Regions from separate parts of the Homo sapiens genome. Here region 2 is linked to region 1. A link is a loop called in an ENCODE intact Hi-C map of the cell type or tissue named here. Cell type or tissue: CD4-positive, alpha-beta T cell. All regions are shown on one strand. Each heading gives the region's core, and the rest is flanking DNA. Links, peaks and the distances in the headings are about the cores only. Region 1 holds the start of PLA2G12A (phospholipase A2 group XIIA). Region 2 holds the start of OSTC (oligosaccharyltransferase complex non-catalytic subunit).

Region 1 (10,674 bases), core at 955-8,954:
ACTGCAACCTCTGCCTCCTGGGTTCAAGCGATTCTTCTGCCTCAGCCTCCCAAGTAGCTGGGATTACAGGCATGCGCCACCATGCCTGGCTAATCTTGTATTTTTAGTAGAGATGGAGTTTCTCCGTGTTGGTCAGGCTGGTCTTGAACTCCTGACAGGTGATCCGCCTGCCTCAGTCTCCCAAAGTGCTGGGATTACAAGCGTGAGCCATCGCGCCCGGCCTTTTTTTTTTAATCAGAAAGATACTTCCCTCAATGTACATACAACAGCAGTACTTCTATTTTTCCTTCCTTTTGTATTTTATCTAAATCCATAGACTCTGATTTCAAATCTATAAAAACATTCCTGATGCTGATGATGTGTGTAATGACAGTGATACATATATATGTGTATGCATGCGTGTACATATATAGACATTTTCTCATAAGAGATAATTACCTTTGAATGGGAGAATGATCAGACACAAATGAAGTCAGAAAAACTAAAAACATGCCCACCATAGGAGAGTAAAGAGGAAGAGATAGTACAGAGAAGGACAACTGGCAAAAATGAGAATGGAGGTACAAGGAAGTAGGAGGCTGCTGTGCCAAACAGGGCTAGTGGTTATAACTGTCTGAAGAAGAAAAGTTGATAAAAATCAAGTAATAAAGAGCCAACATCTACTGTACATGAAAAACTGGATAATAACACCATGAAATAAATGCTGGTAAAAAGTTTGGCTCCCCAGTGTAAATGGCAAAAGGGGCATATGTGTATGGTTCTTTAGTTTTTTTCAAGGCAAACTCCTAATGTCATTTCTTCAGAGAGGCTTTCCCTGCTTACCCAATCTAAAATAGCACCCCCTCTCTTTCTAGCATTTATTGACCTAATTAACATTAACATTAGTCGGTTTCTATGAAGAAAGGACTTAGTCTTGCTCACCTAGAAGATATTTAGCACACAGTGGGCACCCAATAAATTACCAGATTAAAAAATGGGAAACATTCTTTGATGAAATTAAAATAATTCTTTATCCACAGCAAAAAACTGAAAACTTGGAAGTAACTAGTTTCCTGAGAAATTCTAAAGTATTTTGAAATTCTAAATTCACCTTTAAATTAAAATAGTTATTTCTGAACAAGGCAAGTTATATAGACAGTTCTTTATTAGAGGTTAAGTTGATTCAGACACCAATGTTACAAATGTATTAATATTTTAAATTTTGTTATAGTTTTATAAATGGCTAAGCATTTTAAAAATTAGCATTTCTACTGGTGCCAGTTTTTACAAATAAAGCAAAAACTCAATAATGGAAGAAACAAAATCAGAGTAACATCAAAACACCATGATGTGTTGCGGCCATTGTCCTCTAAAATTTGTAAGCGGATACAAACCAAATCCACTGTGTACAACTGCATGGAAAGACTATTCATTAATTTCCATTTTTGACTTAAGCAATAGCTCCTTCTCTTGATTGTTTATCATTTGTATGGACTGCAGAAATCTAAAGATTTTCATAGACTGAGACAAAGTTGATTATTTTCCATGTATTTTTTCTAAATTTGATGCAAATACTTCCAGATAGACCAACTGTTTTCACCTGACAGAATATGAAGCAGATGACAAGCACAAGAAGTAGTCTGCTGGGTCACACAAAGGTCTCATGGCAGAGTTTTGTAAGATTCCAACCTGCACTCCCAAACACTTGAGACTTTAAGTATTCATGATCATTAATCTCCAAAAGGTCCTTATATTACTTTATTTTTCTAGTCTGTTCACTTTTATATTTTCCTCAAATCTCCAACATCCCCATTCCCCATCTTCTCTGTCAGCTGATGACCTGGATTCCTACTTTACTGAAAAAAGCAGGCAATCAGGAGAACTTGAACATCCACCCACTTAACCAGCACCAGTGCTCATATCCTCTACCTGTGTTCCTATTAACAGGGCTATGCTATATGCTCTTGGCCAAACTCTCTAAGTATGTACTAGAAACTACCCCCTCTCACTTACCCAAGGCTATGACTCCAATAATTCTCTCCCTCGTCAGTATTTCTACTCTCCACTGAACCATTCTCAAAAGCATACAAATGTGTTATTATTTTTCCTAATGCCCGAAAACTGTTCTTTCCACGGTCTTCCCCATATCAGTTAATGGTAATTCTGTCCTTCCAGTTGTTCAGGCCAAAAACTGTGGTATCATTTTTGACTTAACTCATACCTAACTTCTAAGCCATCAGCAAATCTTTTAGGTCCTTCCTTCAAAATATATCCAAAATCCAACTACTTCTCATTACCTCTGTTGCTACCAACCTGAGCAAAATCACCCGTCTTTTGTCTGGACTCCTGCATGCGTCACCCTGCTTCCATTTTTACTCCCCCACTCCCTTGACCCCTTCTGTTCTCAGCACAACAGCCAGAGGGATCCTAGAAAACATACGTCACTGAATTAATTAATGACTTATTCATCATTCTAAAAACATTTACAAGCCAGTTTTGTGTTCTATTTTTCAAAGGAAATCGAAAAGTTTTCTTCCTTAAATCTTCCTTGCTGTCAGGGAGAAAAAAGTTGAAGAAAATAACGGATCATCAAATTTATTTCCCTAAATACTTAACTCTCAATAAGGCCTTTTTCCTACCCAAGAGAGGATGGCCAAAACTAAGGGAGCAAGTCTCCATAATGCCAGTCCCTCAGGTAAAGCAAGGACATGTGCCCTTTATTTGACCAACCTCTCCCTACCATTAACTCACTCTTTTTTTTTTTTTTTAAAGCTCTCTTGATCTCTTTCGTGCAACTAAAAATACCCCTTAATCACCATGTTTCTCCAGATTTGGGATTGTTCTGTTTGGTTCTGATTTGGTCACCTGAATTCCAAAATATAGGAAAGGTTGAATTGTTCCAGAGAGACTGCTCGAGTAACAGCAATTTTATTATTATTATTATTATTATTATTTTTGAGACAGAGTCTTGCTCTGTCACCCAGGCTGGAGGCACGGTCTCGGCTCACTGCAACCTCCACCTCCCAGGTTCAAGCTATTCTCCTACCTCAGCCTCCCAAGTAGCTGGGACTACAGGTGTGCACCACCATGCCCAGCTAATTTTTGTATTTTTAGTAGAGACGGGGTTTCACCATGTTGGCCAGGCTGGTCTCGAACTCCTGAGCTCAACTGATCCGCCCGCCTCAGCCTCCCAAAGTGCTGGGATTACAGGCATGAGCCATTACGTCCTGCCTAATTTTTTTTTTCATTGAGATCCAATTATCTATCAGTATGGTGACTTGGACTTGAAACCACATGTCCGTTAAACGTAGAGTACTTACTAAGACAAAAAATTTTTTTTCACTGAGGCATATAACATTTCTTAAATTCTCAAATTCCTTTGTGTTTTTTTGTGCCAGAGACCTTCCTCTAAACTCCAAATAGTAAATTTTGAGAAGCCTGTAGAAGATGAAAAAGATTAAAAAGAAAGATTAAGCCAGGTGTAGTGGGGGCATGGCCTATAGTCCTAGCTATTTGGGAAGCTGAGGCAGGAGAATTGCTTGAGCCCAGGAGTTGGAGGCTGCAGGGAGCAATGATCACACCACTGCCCTCTAGCCTGGGCACAGAGGGAGACCTTGCCTCAAAAATATTAACAAAAAATAAAATAAAAAGACTAAAACAGTATTTTAACAAGGCTGGTATTCATTCAACTTCAGGCATGTTTTAAATGTAAATAAACTCTAGAACCCTAGACTAATAAATTTATGAAGACGACTCCTTCCAAGTCTTCCCTATCTCTGTAAATGGCAACCGTTTCCTTCCTTTGGCTCAGGCCAAAACCTTCAGAGTCATCCTTGACTGGCCTTTCTCCTCAGGTCCATTGCACTTGCTATTCCCTCTGTCTGGAATGCTGTTTCTCCAAATAACCACATTCCCTCCCCTTACCACGTGCAGATTTCTTCTCAAATATTCTTTCATCAGTGAGGCCTTTGCTGAACAACCCATTTAGAAGAGTAAATTGCCTCCAACATGGCCCCTCGTCTGCCCTGATCAGACTCCACACTTCCCCTAATTTTACTTATTTACTAGTTTACTGCCCATCTCTCCCTCACCAGAACTCAAGCTCCACGGACAGAGATTTTTGTCTGTTTTATTAACTGCTGAATCTCAAATTAGAACAACATCTGAAGCACAGTTGGGACTCAAATATTTGTATAATGAATAGGAATGACTAAGTAAAACTGTAACATTTGCTTTAGGAAAGGCAACTATTTGATCCTTAAATTATGCACTTAATCCTCCGAACAAGTTCTACAAGAATAAAAACATCTTCATGAAGCATACGTTTAGGTGGTAACGTTTAGGCACAAATTTAAGAAGCAATGCAACATGTCTCAGCACCTGTTCAGCGCTTTAAAGTATACAAGATACAGTTCATCCTTTACTTCTATTAACATAAAACTAGAAATTATCTTGAAAATTGCAGGCAGCATGTGGCATCATAGGTTTACATGATACCAGTTCCTTTTAAGTTCACCTATACAATCAGGTTCCAACAATGAAGTCACTGGATCCCCGATTATTTTCCGCTGCCAGCATAATGAGACTCTAACCTTGGCTAATCTTATTGGAAACATGATCTCCCAACTGCTCTCTTAACATTTTCAATTTCCAAACAAAAGTCCAATATTTTTCTGACCTATTAAAATATTTAAGCACTCAAAAATGTGCTACAAAAGAACTATCTCTGCCTGAAATACTGAGTTGATTAGTACTCATACCGCCACCAAACAAATTCTCAGGTTCAAAGAGAAAGTTCAAAAAATATTAAAAGAGTAAATGAAGATAACTGTATTAACGTTAACCAACAATGAGGAGGAGGCGGGTCACTGATATCTAAGGAAAGAAGAGTTATCGGAACCCTTTCTCAACACTCGAGTACACCAAAAGTCTGTACAAAGGTCGCAAGTTATTGTCTATGGGTTTGCAGAAAAAAAACCATTTAATATCAATTATAGAGAAAGTTAATACGGCATGGTTTTTAAATTCTCAGTTTGCTTCGCATGTTCATCCAATTTACAGAAGCAAAAATGAGCTAAAACCAGTCTGTTCCACTCTATTCCCATGATTCCTACGTCAGTAAGTTCTTCGGCAACTTGGTGCAATTGAGGGGGGGAAAAGGTAATTCAGAAGCAATGCAAATGGGACGGGGGGTACACCTCTCCGTTAGAATGTGACCTCTCACATTCTAACAATAGTGGTGCGAACTTGTACCCAGCTTGCTCAATCACTAGAACGGCAAGATTCTAGCAGTGGTTAAGTTTTTCCACAGCCGAAGGACACCGTCAAGGTCTGCCTTGCATCTGTCACTCACACCTCCAGGATCTCCGTCACCCCAATCCCCCGAAAGCACGAGCCCTCGCTGGGCCCGGGTGCCCCCTCACCGTCACTGCATTTATACTGGCAGAGACCGTCCTCGCCTCCCAGGAGGTCCAAGGCGGCGTTCAGGTACGTGTCTATCTTATGAACGCCGTTCCGGATGGTCTTCAGGGTGGCTCTCCAGTCGGTGGTCTGGGCCTGCTCCTGGCACCTGACAACAGCGGCCATGAGGAGGAGCAGGAGGGTGAGCGCGGGGCGCGAGAGCAGGGCCATGCGCGCAGCGCCGGGCTCTACGGGTCCCCGAGCCGCGGCGCGGGGCGCGTCCCCACAGAGTCCCCAGGACGCGCTAGGCAGCGGCGCGGGCCCCGGACTTGGCAGCAGCCAGCTCCATATCCACGCCTCCTTCCCGGCTGGCCCTCAGGATCTCGCTGTCTTTACGTGAACCGCCTCGGGCAGGCAGCGCCGTCGCGGGGACGCGCCCGCTCACCTGGACCAGCGCGCCCGCTCACCTGGGCCAGCAACCGTCCCCTGTGCGCCTGCGCCGGAGCACGGCGCGTCAGCGGCGCACGGGAGGGGCGGGACGCGCAGGGGTGGGGCGGGGCGGGGGCGGGGTTGGGGGGGGCGGGGAACCGGGGGAGGGGCGCGCGGGGCGGGAAACGGGGGCGGGGCCTCCATGCCCACGTGGTCTCCGCGGCACCCTCCCAAGACCCTTGGTCCTGGTTCACAAGAGAACCTTAAAAAGTACCCAGGCCTGAGCCCCTTTTCTAGGGAGCCTGATTACGTTGTCCCAGGTGGCAGTGGGCGTCGGTATTTTTTAAGAAAGCTCTCCGGGCTGTTAACCGTGAAGCAAGAGTTGCAGAGCTAACCCCGGTGGCCTAACCTGACCAGTCGGGGCTCAGCACAGTAGCCCCGAGAGACAAGCTTTTCTGGGTGTGGACAACATCGGAGAAAATAACCCCTGTGCCCCCTCGCAGAGAGCGCTGCGAGAGGTCCAGCTGAGTTTCCGGCTTGAAGACGTGGTTCCATTGGCAATGTGGGCAGAGTCCGGCTGTCAGCTCGCAGAGCAGGGCTTTTCCTCCTTGCGTCCTCTCCCGGTCCTCCAGATCTGCTGTGGCCGCGGTTGGGGGAGCGGGATCTGGAAGATGCCAACCCATGCCTTGGCGGTGCCTGACTCTAATCAGGACGAGCTAAATGCTAGTTTAGACTTTCCGGAAAAAGAAAATGGGCCAACATAAAAATCATAAAATTCTCCCCTGGTAAGGAAGAAACAGTAGTGTAAACTTAAATACAGTAAAAAGTAAAATAAATCTTAAGGAAGTCATTGTTTTTCTACTCAAGGGATTTTGTAACTTGATAGTTACAGTGACGTTTGTTTCTCTGTACCTACCACCCTGCCCCCAGCATTGTGCGGGATCCATAAATAACTATTGCAGTAGTACTTTGTATCAGTTGTAAATATCTGGTTATCTTAGTATCACAGCAGTTTCCAAGAATTTTACAGTAAGATCCAGAGCAATGTTGAAAGTATTGGGCAGACCAAGCGCGGTGGTTTACGCCTGTAATCCCAGCACCTTGGGAGGCCTGGAACTCCTGAGGTCAGAAGTTCGAGACCAGCCTGGCTGACATGGTGAAACCCCATCTCTACCAAAAATACAGAAAATTAGCTGGGCGTGGTGGCGGGCACCTGTAATCCCAGCTACTCGGGAGGCGGAGGCAGGAGAATCACTTGAACCCAGGAGGTGGATGGATGTTGCAGTGAGCTGAGATTGCACCACTGCACTCCAGCTTGGGGCACAGAGCGAGACTCTAAAAAAAAAAGAAAGTGAGTAAGTATTGGGCATAGGTGTGTCCTTTCTATAAGAATTACCAATAAGTTCTAGGTTTGGCCTTTTGTGTTTGTTACAAACTAAATGAGCTTATAATAAACGTTCAGTGCACAGTTCATAAAAATTACATCCCTCTTTATTGAGTGCTTACTATGTGCCAGGCACTTCATGAATATGATCGCTCACATTCAGAACACTACTTTACAAGGATGCAGACTTTGGGCAAGTTAGAAACATAGAAAGGCATTCCTCCCTACAAACAGGGTAGCCCAACAAACGGTGTAGCTCCTGGCTGGAGACTGCCTGCACTTCACTCAGCCCCTCAACCAGGAGTCTTGGGCAGTGATTAATTCCTACCACAATGGAGAAGGGGGAAGAATGTTCCCTGGAAGGTATTATTATCTTCCTCTTTTACAATAAAAGAGTCGAGGTGAGAAGTCATGTGACAGTATCTACTCCAAACCAAGGCCTCTGTCTTCACAAAATACCACAGATATTTTTATTTTTTAATTTTTAGACAACACATTTCAATACATTTTAAAAAGGGAACTTAGAATCATTGTCTTAGCTTTCTGGAACATTGGTTTCTCAGCTCCAAAGTATGAAAGTTGGACTAGATTACCTCTGAGATACCACCACCTGAATCCTTAAACCAGGCTTGGTTCTTACAACTCCCTAGTCCAGGGACAAGACTTTCAAAAGAAAGGATAGAATGTAATAAAATAACCTAGTTCCAGCCCTCAGTTATGACCCAAAGCCTCTCCTTTCCCCCACTTTCTCTATTTATTTACTTCTTTGTGATCTCATCTAATTTCTTACACCTTAACTACAGCCTATACTCTGAGGAATCAGACGTAGTTTTCTTTGTCTGATCTCTCCTTAGGGATTAAATTCTCAAATGCCAGTTCTTCTGGCTTGATGCAGCTGTTCTCTTTCTCTCAAGCAAATCTTTCCACTGTCTTCCCCATGAGAATCACCACCATTTTTGTAGAAAACAAGACTCTAAGTTTTATTTTCACATTCTTTTCACATTTAATCATTATATATTTGTTGTTCTGCTGCAGTAATTACAAGGTTTACGTTTTCCTCTTAATTGATGCTGTTAAATACCAGGGATCTGCACTGACCACAGACTATCTGTATAATTTGTAGGGCTCAGTGCAAAATAAAAATACAGAGCCCCTTGCTCAAAAATTAAGAATTTCAAGGTGATGGCCGGGTGCGGTGGCTCACGCCTGTAATCCCAGCACTTTGGGAGGCTGAGATGGGCAGATCACGAGGTCAGGAGATCGAGACCATCCTGGCTAACACGGTGAAACCCTGTCTCTACTAAAAATACAAAAAGTTAGCTGGGCATGGTGGCGGGCACCTGTAGTCCCAGCTACTCGGGAGGCTGAGGCAGGTGAATGGCGTGAACCCGGGAGGCAGAGCTTGCAATGAGCCAAGATCGTGCCACTGCACTCCAGCCGAGGCCACAGAGCAAGACTCTGTCTCAAAAAAAAAAAAAAAAGAATTTCAAGGTGATAACAGCAGAGCATTAAAATAAGTACAGAGCCCTTTTGACTGTGGGGCCTTGTGCCACTACACAGGATGCATGCTCTGATTTACCATATCATATAAATTTTTTTTTTTTGAGTCTGGCTCTGTTGCCCAGGCTGGAGTACAGTGGCACAATCTCAGCTCACTGCAACCTCCGCCTCCCAGGTTCAAGCTATTTTCCTGCCTCAGCCTCCCGAGTAGCTGGGATTACAGGTGCCCGCCACCACACCTGACTAATTTTTTGTATTTTTAGTAGCAATGGGGTTTCACCAAGTTGGCCAGGCTGGTCTCGAACTCCTGACCTCAAGTCATTCCCCTGCCTTGGCCTCCCAAAGTGCTGGGATTACAACATGAGCCACTGTGCCCAGCTCATCTCACGTAACTTCTAGATGACCCACTTCCATCTTTTCTTCCCAAATTTTGGCATAAACTGTTTGAAAAGAGCCTTCTTTACAGGACACTTTCATCTAACCAGCAAAACCTGTTATTTTCATGACAGACATCATTAGTTGCAAATCCACAGCTGTGTTCCAGGTCTTTCCTGCTAGAGAGTGGCTAGCTTGTCTATATATACTTTGTGGTGGGCAGAAGCTGAAGATAGGAAGTCAGTTATGATACAGTAATCTAGGTATGGCATAAGTATGGCTTGGTCCAGGAAAGGAGCAGTGGAGGTGTGAAAAGTGGTCATATTCTAGATGTAACTTGATGGTAGAGCAGAAGGGATTTGCTGATGGACTGAATATGAGAGAAAAAGAGGAATCAAGGATGGCATTGAAATTTTGGCCTAAGCCACAGGATAGAGAGAGTTCTAACTGTCAGAAATGGGGAGAATTGTGGAAGGAGAGGGTTTTGCGGGAAAATTTTAAAAATAAATTTCAGTCATACCATATCCAAGAAGCTTATTCTGAGTCTGCAGTTCAGCATAAAGGTTAGAAACGCATTGGGAAGTTGTCAGAATAGAAATGGCTTTTAAAGTCATGGGGCTTAGCTGGGCGCAGTGACTCATGCTTGTAGTCCCAGCACCTAGGGAGATCAAGGCTGGCAGATCGCCTGAGTCCAGGAGTTCAAGAGCAGCCTGGGTAACATAGCAAAACCTTATCTCTATAAAAAAAATACAAAAATTAGCCAGGCATGGTGGTACATGCCTGTAGTCCCAGCTACTTGGGAAGCTGAGGTAAGAGGATCCTTTGAGTCCGGAATGCAGAGGTTGCAGAGAGCCAAGATTGCGCTATTGCACTCCAGCCTGGCAACAGAGCAAGACCCTGTCTTAAATAAATGAATAAATAAATAACATGGGACTAAATGAGATCCTCTAAAAAGTGAGTGTACACAAAGAAGCAGAGCAAGGTCTAAGTCTTAGGAGGTCAAGGAAAAAAGAACAAAGGCGCTTAAGAAGGAGCAGCCAAGTGCAGCAGAAGTGGAAAAGTGCTATATTCTGGTGTGTCAAAGAAAGACAGAACCACCCATTCTGCTGATATGAGGAAGGTGAGGGCCGGATATTGACTACTAGATTTAGTAACTTGGGGGTTATTGGTGAACTTCACAAGAGTCTCATTGAAGTACTAGGGAGAAAACACAGTTGTAGTCAGAGGAAGAAAAGAATTAGAAATGGCGATTACAGGCAGGACGCAGTGGCTCATGCCTGTAATTCTAGCACTTTGGGAGGCCAAGGCGGGCAGATCACACGGTCAGGAGTTCGAGACCAGCCTGGCCAATATGGTGAAATCCTGTCTCTACTAAAAATACAAAAAAATTACCTGGGCGTGGTGGCAGGTGCCTGTAATCCCAGCTACTCGGGAGGCTGAGGCAGGAGAATTGCTTGAACCTAGGAGGTGGAGGTTGCAGTGAGCTGAGATCGTGCCACTGCACTCCAGCCTGGGCAACAGAGCAACAGTCTGTCTAAGAAAAAAGAAAAGAAAAGAAATGCAATTACAGTGAATATCAAAATAAATTATGAAAATATAAAATATAC
Region 2 (10,674 bases), core at 1,222-9,221, 1.1 Mb before region 1:
TGCCACCAGGTCTGGCTCATCCTCCTGTAGAATAGTGCCATATTGTGGGCTCATTGTTGGTTTCTCCTGTGGCAGGCTGGGCACTCAGCAGTGGTTCTAGCCAGATCAGCCTTAGTGAATGAAAGGCCATGCATAGCTTCCATCCCTCCTGCCATGGCCACTTCATCTGTAGGTCCTTTGGGCAAGGTCACAAATGGATATGGAAAGAGGCTGACTGATGTCCACAGAATGGGCCATCTTGTCCACCTAATTATAAAGATCTTCCTATGCAGAGATTGCTCTTTGGTAAGCACTCACATAAGGCACAAATATCTTTACATAGATATCCTGTAGGGATAGACCCCTACAGGAAGGTCTATCCACATGCCTCTCCTCCAGACCTCCTCAGTAATTTTCCTATTGTGTTCCTTCCCATTTTTCAACCATCTGACTAAATGATTGAACTGCCCATCAATCTAACTAAATGATTGATCTGCAATTCTTGCTGTTGCTCCTTCCAGGCAAAATGAACAACCAGGTACACTGCTAAAGTTCTGCCCAATGGGAAGATTTTTCCTCACCACTTTCCTTCAGGCCTACCACTCTCCTTCATAGTGAGGCTGTTGTGCAAAGCCATCTACTTTCAGAGAGTGCCAGCACATTGTGTGGAACTATCTGTAAATCAGGCTTTCTTCTTCAGTCAACTGGTCATAGGTTGCCTGAAGGTATAATGCCATAGATATAGGTTGAGAGAAAAGAGACAATGTGGCAGGAATGTGGGCCATATGCATTTGAAACTATTTTTTGTACAACTTACTTGTACCTTCAAGATCTACTTGAGCTTGATCTTATGCACAACGCTTTCATTTGATGATAGAATGCTGCTGTAGACACCCACGTTTATTGGATGATAGATTAGACAATGCCAAATTGTCAAATGATGGGTAGTTCAAGTTTCATGGTAGCTTGTTGCCCACGGTCAATAGTTTCATCTCTACTAAGGTTCAGTGGCAAGCCTAGAGTCATTTGTCAATGACTGCCTGTGAAATAATCTCAGTGGCAAGCCTGGAGATTATTTCTTGACAGAGGATGACATAGGTTTGCGCCAAAGCTCTAAGGCTCTGTGCTACAGTGGCTTGTCAAAAGCTTCATAAAGCATGCCTATCTACCACAGACGTTACAAGTAATACTGGATCTACTAAGTTGTATGGCCCAAGTGGCAGAGCAGTTTGCTATTGAAGAACCTTTGCTTATTCAGGATCCCAATCAAAACTAGCAGCTTATTGGATTGCTCAGCAAATACATCAAAATGGTATGACCAAATGAAGTATATGTTGCAAGTGGTCCATCCATTGAGCATTGTGCAGCAAATATCCTTTATTTTGAAAGAGCTTTCTATGTATTACAGATCACTTAACCCCTAGACATTTCCCTGAGGAGACCCTGACATTTTATTGTGCTTATTTTTCCATCCTCTGGCATGCATTTGTCCTAACAATATATCTACTGTAGTTGCTACTTAGATCACTGTCTAATGAGCATATTATCAATGCAATGTCATAGTGTGATATTCTGTGAATGAGAAGGCAATCAAAGTTCCTGCAAATCAGATTATGACATAGAGCTGGGGAATTGATATAATTCTGAAATGGAGGTGTGTTGCTGACTCTGCCAGTTGAAAGCAAACTTCTTCTGATGATCTTTACCATAGGCATAAGTAGAAACAGCATTTGCCAGAACAGCTAACAGGTGCCACGAGATGTGTTGATGTGCTCCAGCGACAAAACCACAAGTGGAATAGCAGCAGCAGTTGGAGTCACCACATGATTAAATTTACAATAATCCACTGTTGTTCTCCAAGGTCCATCTTTCTTTTGCAAGGGCCAAGTTAATTGAGCGAAATGTGGCAGAAATCACTACTCAGCATCTTTCAAGTCTTTGATAGCACATCAGCCACTGAAGTCACTTTAGATTTATTATTTCTGTAGGTAAAAGCAGTTCTACTGGTTACACTTAGACTTTCCTGCCATAAAAGCCCTCATAATATGGGTCAGGAAACCAATATGGTGATTTTTCCATTTGCTGAGTACATTTATCCCAATTGTACATTCTAGAACTCAGTGATCTCACTACCTCTGGAAGGAGAACTAAAATTAGAATAGTGATAATGGGAAACTCGTTCCATATGTGTCTCTAATATTTGAATAAATTAATTATTTTACATTGGGCAGGTTCCTATGTTTTACTTGCATAATTTTATTTCTTATTTTCATTATTTATTTGTTTATTCATTTATTTTTAGAGATGGAGTTTCTCTCTTGTTGCCCAGGCTGGAGTGCAATGGCACGATCTCGGCTCACTGCAACGTCCGCCACTCGGGTTCAAGCCATTCTCCTGCCTCAGCCTTGCAAGTAGCTGGGATTAGAGGCATACACCACCATGCCCAGCTAATTTTGTATTTTTTAGTAAAGATGGGGTTTCATCATGTTAGTCAGGCTGGGTTCGAACTGCTGACCTCAGGTGAGGAGGCCTCCCAAAGTGCTGGGATTACAGGCATGAGCCACCGTGCCCAGCCATTACTTGCATATAATTTTAAAAACAACCTTCAAAATGTAAAATAACTACAACAATAACACCAAACCCCACAATATTGCATTAGAAAGAGTTTTTATTTAGATCATGAGACATAATAGTGCTTCGTACTCATGCTTATACAGAACCTAGCGCGAAAGAACATAATTCAAGACACTGTCAACCAAACTGCAAAATGTCTTCATAAATAAAAATCCAGGTTAATATTAGTATTATTATCCTACAAAAAACAAAGCTACTAATTTCCTCTCCAACACATATTTAAATAAACAGAAATCAACAATATTTGTAGCCTTTGTAATTCTAGTTTGTTTAGAATTTAGTTAAAAACTTATTTGTGGAGCTCTCCCTCTCTTTTGGCTGGCAGAACCATTTCTGACTTCAAGGCTTTTTATTAAAATATTCTACAATGAACACAGAAAGCTTGGTAGATACCATCTTTACACTTTTTTCTTCTTTGAATATATATTTGCTTGTGCACAGTAAGAATTATTAACATTTGCTTTTATATGTAGCTTAAGATGACAGCTCTACTGCATATTATATTGTAAACTGTGTTTCTCTCAACATTTTTCCTTCTTCATCTATAAATAGAAAACCACTGAATGATTGATTATATGTTTATTTAAGGGCATGCTCTAATGCCCACTGCTATATTCATTATTTCTTTGGTTTTCAGTTACAGAGTTTATGTTATGTTTAAATAGAACATTTTTCTGTAGGAATTGTGGGTTAGGACATGGATGATAACAGATATGCATATCTTACTCATGAAAGGTCTCTTTTATACGTGGCTTATAGAATATTACAAACTCATGTTGAAAAATATTTCAAAGCTTAAGAGGTTAAAAAATAATAATGAATTGGTTCCTGGAGCAAACTTACTTTTTGGAAAGTGATAGTAATAATTTAACATATAGATGAATGCAGTGTGTTCTGACTTGGCAGTTTTATTATTTATGAAATTAATTTTTCATTTAAAAATTATATATTAATAATTTATATGTTTTCCACAATGTAGGTAGAAATTATGTGTCCCTAGTATACACAGGAAGAAGGATAAGTATATAAACGTATACCATTTTAAACGTCTTAAATCTATTTACTTCTACAGCAATTGCCTTTTAGGTCTCATCCAGTCACAGACTATACTACACTTTTTGAGTTTATTTCCCTTCCCAGGAGCCACTTTTGTCATATGTAAAGCAGTTATACTAGTATTTACCTAACAGAATTGTCATGAAGAGTATATAAGCACAAATGTAAATCACTTAACATAGTACCTGCCAAGCAGTGGTTAATTAATGTTAGATTCCTTTTTAAGCTATAAAGGAAATTTAAAAACCTTTAATCCCTATGTTTTTCCAAAGCAAAATGTTTTATTTTTATTTTTTTCTTCATACCAAAGCAAAATATTTTAATTGTTCCAAAGTGTTCCTTACTTATAAAACTGTGGGAATTTCAGAAACATTCTGCTTTACAGTGCCCAGAGAAACTTCCTACATATAAACGCTGGTTTTGGTGTAAATGCATTCATTATTGGTGTTATCATTGGCCTTTACATAACCTAAGATTCGTGTGGCTCCGTTAAGACATAGGCAATATGACTCTGGGAGAGACTCTCACTAATGAACAGTAAGGGCAGCAAGCCTCAACTGTACTTAGAATTGGATACTACAATGTTTTGATAGTATTTTCATTACCGTCTTCAAGCAATTTCTTAACAATTGAGTTGTTAGCTAATTAGAAGTGCAGAACCAATACATGGCATCCTGTAAAAATAACCACGGGCTTAGTAACAAGCAAATAAAAAAATATAAAAACATTGGCTCTATAATGTGTCAATATGCTCTGGACTTATGTAATCAGTGACTCTTAACTCTTGCTCCAAAAGGAAGTTAACATTTGTAGAGTCTTAAAAGATTATATAAAAAAGAAAAGCAAAACAGAAAACAAAAAATCTTTTAGACCTTCTAGTCCATCCCTAATGACTAATTCTCCATCATATATTTTCATCTATTTGGATTGTAAATGTTGCCCAGACCAGAGATGGCGGTGGTTCACACTAGGGTGTCAGTGGTGGAATGGTGAGGGGCAGATGAATTGGAGATATTTTGGTAGTACAGCCAAAGAGACCTACTAATATTTTGGATGCAGAAGGTTAGTAAGGAGAGAAATCCAGACGACTTTAAGATTTTTGGCCAGAGGGATTTTACCTTTTAGCGACATACAGATGACCAAGGGAAGAGCAAAGTTGAGAGGATGAGTTATTCAAAATAGTATTATGGTCACGCCAAGCTATCAGCATTAAGGCATCCCTGTAGAGATGTCCTGTTGACATTTGTGATCCAGGCTGGATGTTTAAAAAAAATTGGTAACATATTACTTTAGCAACTATTATTAATTCTTATTATTACCACGACTACATCGGGAAGTAAAAGCTCAGCAGCCTCCGGCTTTTCCTAACCCTTGAAAAAACCTCTAATATAAAAGGCATTTATATCCAAAAGTTCCCATTCATCTCCCGCTCTGGGAACCGGGAGCGCCCCCTGTCCAATCAGCTTTCAAATCCCCTGCGTCAGCGAGTGGGCGGGGCTCACCTAGATTCCTTGGCCTCCGCTTCTCCGGCTTGGCCACGTTAGAAGTCCCGCAGGTCCTTGAAGGTACACAAATCACCTATATATCCATTAGAAAAATGTAGAGTACATTATCACAATGTAAGTTTAATTAGATTAAATAATTTACAACACTTTATTCATATCATTTATTTGTTTTATTTAGTTTCTTATTTTCTTCTATGAGTATAGTAACCACCTCCGAGCTTTACGGATCTGCGGGTCCTTTCCTCGCGCACGCGCACTTGTTAGGGAGGGCGGGCCTGTTTCCGGGAGGCGCGTGGGGCTTGAGGCCGAGAACGGCCCTTGCTGCCACCAACATGGAGACTTTGTACCGTGTCCCGTTCTTAGTGCTCGAATGTCCCAACCTGAAGCTGAAGAAGCCGCCCTGGTTGCACATGCCGTCGGCCATGACTGTGTATGCTCTGGTGGTGGTGTCTTACTTCCTCATCACCGGAGGTAACTCGGGCTGTCGGGCCCGAGAGGCTGAGGAGCGGAGAACTGACCCGCCCCGGGAGGCGCGTCTGTTCCGCTGACTCTCAGCCCCGGGGGAAGCATAGCTCTGCTTTGGATCTTTTCTGAGGGTGGAGGGGAGTTCTGGGGTCCGAAGTGTTAACGTCCAAGTTTATTCGCCTTCACGCCCTGTCTTAAGAGAATTCGTGTTCTCACTCCCATTGCCTTTCTTCTCCTTCTAGCCCTCCCATCCCAGGGATCCGAGTCAAATATATTTTTCAAGGCCAAATTGTTGCTCTTTTTGTTGCTTGCCATACGTTGTTTGATAAATGTCCTGGGAAAGCCTAATTTGGCAAACTCCGTTTCCATGGTTGGTTGTTTGATAAAGGTCCTGGGAAGGTCTAATTTGGCCAACTCCGCTTCCATGGTTGGTCAAGAGCTTGTGGGACTTTTAAACTTATCTTTGTCCTGGAATCTTGGAAGAGACTTGACAATCTTTAGTTTTGTTGGCTCAAACCTAGGGTTCTGTGTTGCCTTTTGCATGACCTACAATAAATATCAATGGAATTTTCTGAAATCACAGGTTTGATAAATATTTGAGATTGGAGATGAGATTTGCAGACGATACTGTATTTCAGTGGGCAGAAGTTGAGAATTAAAAAAATAAGATAAATAGCATTACTATTAAACGCTTCTGAATTGTCTATCATCTTATTCTGTCCTTTTCAAATAGAAAATTGCAAAGGGGCGTTGCCTTATGTACTGGTGAGTTGGCAATCCGGCTAGTCTTTTCAGAGCCACTACCCTTTCAGGCCACAGTTCCAAGATTTACTTAGAACTGTGCTACTGTGTACATTTAGATTTGGGGAAGTGGTGTACTTAACTTGGAAATTATAAAATTAATTTAGATTTTGGGAAGTGGTGTACTTAACCTGGAAATTATAAAATTAAAGCTACGGATTTGGGATAGCAAAAGTAGTTCTACTTTTAAGGGAGTGGCCATATAATTGTTATTTTCATAGATGTTTTGTGAGAATAGTTGGCACTGAAGGGGGAGGATTCAAACTGAGAGAGCTGAGTTCTAGAAAGCACCTTTGAATTTACCTCCTTCCCCCAATCTAGAATAGTGAGAATTAACTTACGTTCATTTAAATAAATTACATTTAAATATTTGAGTTACATTTAAATACTTATTTGGTAACAAGATACTATCTAGCATTGCATTAGCATTAACCATTAACATTTGCTCATCAAGTTAATAGCTACTGTACTGAATAAACAAAATTTAAAATGCATGTGGCTTTTAAAAATAATAGACTTTTAAAAATAAATAATATAGAATAATTCAGTATTATTATTGAGTGCTCGCTTCGGCAGCACATATACTAAAATTGGAATGATAGGGAGAAGATTACCATGGCCCCTGTGCAAGAATGACTCGCAAATTCGTGAAGCGTTCCATATTTTTGCACAGTTCACGAAGGTCGTTGGACAAAAAAAAAGTCATTATTCAATAATAATAATGAATAATGCTAGTTTCTTTCCTGTAACCCTTACTTCCCTTGGAGTCGGATTCTTTGCGAGAAGCCTCAGTTTTCTTTGTGGCCCTCTTTTTTCTCCTGTTGATTATTGTAATGGGGAGATTCTTTGTCCCAACCATTGGGGGAAAGTGGAAAGGTTGCTTTTTAGTGGCCAGGTCTATGAGGTATCTTGTATGATGAATTGGTTTTGCCACTGGAAGGGAAGAAGTCTCTTCTAAAAACTGAGTGCACCTTTATAAATAAACTATTTGTTGCTGACAAATAGTCAGCAAATAGATACTGAGTCCCGTTAAGTTTCAGGCACTAGGTACTGGAGATAATAGAACAAAACATAAGGACCCTGACCTCCTGAAGCTTATAATGTCATAGATGAGACATATTAAATGTCACTTAATTTTTTTGTCCGTTAAAAATGTTCACAAAAACAGGCCAGGCGCAGTGGCTCACGCCTGTAATCCAACACTTTGGGAGCCTGAGCCAGTTGGATCATTTGAGCCCAGGAGTTCGAGGCCAGCCTGGGCAACATGGCGAAACCCTGTCTCTACTGAAAATACAAAAAATTAACCAGGCGTGGTGGTACACGCCTGTAGTCCCAGCTACTTGTGAGGCTGAGGCAGGAGAATTGCTTGTACCCGGGAGGTGAAGGTTGCAGTGAGCCGAGATGGTGCCACTGCACTCCAGCCTGGGCAACAGAGCAAGGCCCTGTTTCAGAAACAAAAAACAAACCCCAAAATTAGCTGAGCCTGGTGGCGCACGCCTGTAGTCCCAAGTAGCTGGGACTATGGTGCAGGAGTTTGAAGTGGGAGGATCGCCTGAGCCTGGGAAGCTGAGGCTGCAGTAAGCTGTGATGGCACCACTGCACTCCAGCCAGGGTGACAGAGCAAGACCCGACCCTCTCTCAAAAAATAAAAACAAACAAACAATGGTTATAAATACAGTGAAAGAAAAGAACAAGAGGTTTTTGAGAAACTAAAGGGAGTTGGAAGCATCATCTGGATTGGATTCGATATGATTCCTGAGGAAATGATATGTAAGCCAAAATCTGAAGAGTTCGGGGAAAGGATATGCTAGGCAGAGGGAAACGTAGGGCAAATGTGAGACCAAAAGACCAATTAGGTGGCCTTTGTAGTTGACTTAGACTATACAAGGTTTATGGTAGTGGAGATTAGGATAATATAATGAAAGATATGTTGGAAGTAGATTCAGTAGGTCTTGAATTCACTGGGTGTAGGGGAAGAATGAAGTGGGAAGGAATCTTACAGGTTTCTGGTTTGAGCTCCTGAATAGATGGAAGTATCATTTCCTGAGATTGAGAAAACAAAGTTTTTGGTGGAAAATGGTGCACCAGAGGTTGTTTTGGGGTAAAATTAGTTGGATATGTCACATGTGCAGATGGGAGTCTAGACCTGAGAAAAGAGGCCTGTGTTGAAGTTGGTCAACTAACAGACATTTCTGGAACTCCCATGAGACATTGAAGAGTATAGGCAAAGTCCAAAGTCTCTGTTCTTGAGGAGCTTACATGTAATTCTAATGGTACTGGCATTATTTGAGAGGCCTTGGCACATCACATTGAGAGTCTTTAGCACATGAAATTGAAAGCCCTGGGAGTTCATTTTGGAGAAAAGTAGAAGAGGACAGTGGACCAATCCCTGAGGGCCTCCAACATTTAGTTCTTTTATAAAAGAAGAGGCCCAATAGAGAGGTAGCAAGAAAACATGAAGAGGAGTATCACAAAAGCCATAAGAAGAGGTGTTTTTCAAGAAATTGGTTTAGTAAACTGGATTGAGTGCTTCTGAGAAGTCCCCTAAGATGAGAACTGAAAAGTGTCTATTGAATTTGACAACATGGAGATCATTGGTGACCTTAGAAAGAGCAGTATCAATGGTTGCAGAAGCCAGATTGGATTGAGTTGAAGAATGAAGGGTAAGTAAGAAAGGGGAGATGGCAAGTTTGCCTAAGTCTTCCAGAAGAAAGTCTGACTCCCTTTCAGAAAGCAAAGATAGAAATAGGATGTTAGCTAAGAGGATCTGAAGTCAAGGAGGGTTGATGTAGGGAAGGAGAGCTTGAAAATACAGGAGAGAGGAGAGATATCCAAAGGAATAAAGTCCCTGAGAGTCCAAGTGGGAATGGACTCCTGGTAATTGCAAAAGGGATCCCACATTATAGGAGGTGGGAATCTTCCTCTTTGTAGCTGGAAAGAAGGAGGTGAGGATGGATGCAGGTACCAGGTATTTGTAGATTTGGTGGGGAAAAGACAAGGGAATTCCTATAGGATTGTTTTGTCAGGCTAGGATAAGGGAGATAGGCTTGTTATGCTTAAGAAAAGCTGGAGATGAAGATGTTTGAGAACAGTGGAGAAGGTAGAGTAGATGTTGACAGTGGGAGATTGAGAAAACTATTAGTGCTGATGAACATTAATGTTAATGATCACGATGACATTATGACATAATGGTGGACATTAATGTTAATGATTATGAATCTCTAGTATTGCCATTCTGCCTGATGGCGTGGTTTTAAAATGTCTCCTTGTTTTACATTTAAGCAATTTCTCTAGTTATTTTTCAATTTATAGAAACAAATCTAAGCATATCTGAGACAATTTTTGTGAACCGAAGTAGAGCCTTTAGTTTTAAATCCCCTTTATACTAAAGTCATTCCTGAGTATTAGCAACTCTTATTGGATGAATTTCCTTTATGAAATTTGTACTTCATTTAGATATCATACAGTTTTCAAAGTAATTCTAAAACATTGAGTTGAATGTCTGAATGATTTATCAGAACTTTAGATGAGTTGGGCCACATTTGGTTATAATAATACAATCAAAGCATTCCTATTTAAAAGTAAATGAAACTTGGCCGGGTGCAGTGGCTCACACCTGTAATCCCAGCACTTTGGGAGACTGAGGCAGGTGGATCACCTGAGGTCAGGAGTTCGAGACCAGCCTGACCAATATGGTGAAATCCCGTCTCTACTAAAAATACAAAAATTAGCTGGGCATGGTGGTGGGCGCCTGTAGTCCCAGCTACTTGGGAGGCTGAGGCAGGAGAATTGCTTCAACTTGGGTGGCGGAGTTTGGCAGTAAGCCAAGTGGCGCCACTGCACTCTCAACCTGGGCGACAGAGTGAGACTCTGTCTCAAAAAAAGTAAATGAACCTTAAGAGACAATGAAAACTATAATCCTGTTTTCAAAAATTAGTAATACAATCTAATCTGTTCTGTTGTCTTTCTTATAGGAATAATTTATGATGTTATTGTTGAACCTCCAAGTGTCGGTTCTATGACTGATGAACATGGGCATCAGAGGCCAGTAGCTTTCTTGGCCTACAGGTAAAAGATACCTTTTTGAATGATTTGGTGGTGGGAAAGAAGGTTGCTGTGGTATGCCCACTTATTTAAAAATAGAGTAAAACCTATGGGATCCATGTGTATTTAGACAACAGCTGTTTTAAAATGCTGGATTCTGAAATGGCAGAAAGTGAGTCAAAAACAAGAG

Evidence for each region. Hi-C counts contacts between places; a loop is a spot of excess contacts. Peaks named below come from ENCODE experiments on the same cell type or tissue, not always from the same donor. Only the 100,000 strongest peaks of a DNase experiment are listed, where the experiment ranks them.
Region 2: a loop joins it to region 1, with 4 times the contacts of the local background. A loop is called at or near these places in 2 of 110 quality-filtered maps.

The regions. Positions count from the first base shown.
Region 1 is chr4:109,724,200-109,734,873 of GRCh38, forward strand. It overlaps PLA2G12A (phospholipase A2 group XIIA), which reads right to left and starts at 5,871. Exons shown (of 4, transcript NM_030821.5): 1 at 5,403-5,871. The coding sequence starts at 5,610. It also overlaps a transcript of CFI not described here. RefSeq lists enhancers at 5,260-5,329, 5,989-6,865 and a silencer at 5,660-5,999. In CD4-positive, alpha-beta T cell, for the core only: no CTCF peak of the experiment used is centred there; a DNase peak (open chromatin) is centred at 5,852; H3K4me3 peaks cover 1,825 bases; H3K27ac peaks cover 710 bases.
Region 2 is chr4:108,645,150-108,655,823 of GRCh38, forward strand. OSTC (oligosaccharyltransferase complex non-catalytic subunit) reads left to right here and starts at 5,450. Exons shown (of 4, transcript NM_021227.4): 1 at 5,450-5,645; 2 at 10,415-10,508. The coding sequence starts at 5,507. It also overlaps the pseudogene RNU6-431P. RefSeq lists enhancers at 5,390-5,739, 6,354-6,403, 7,846-8,360. In CD4-positive, alpha-beta T cell, for the core only: a CTCF peak has its summit at 5,089; DNase peaks (open chromatin) are centred at 5,172 and 5,442; H3K4me3 peaks cover 2,111 bases; H3K27ac peaks cover 1,205 bases.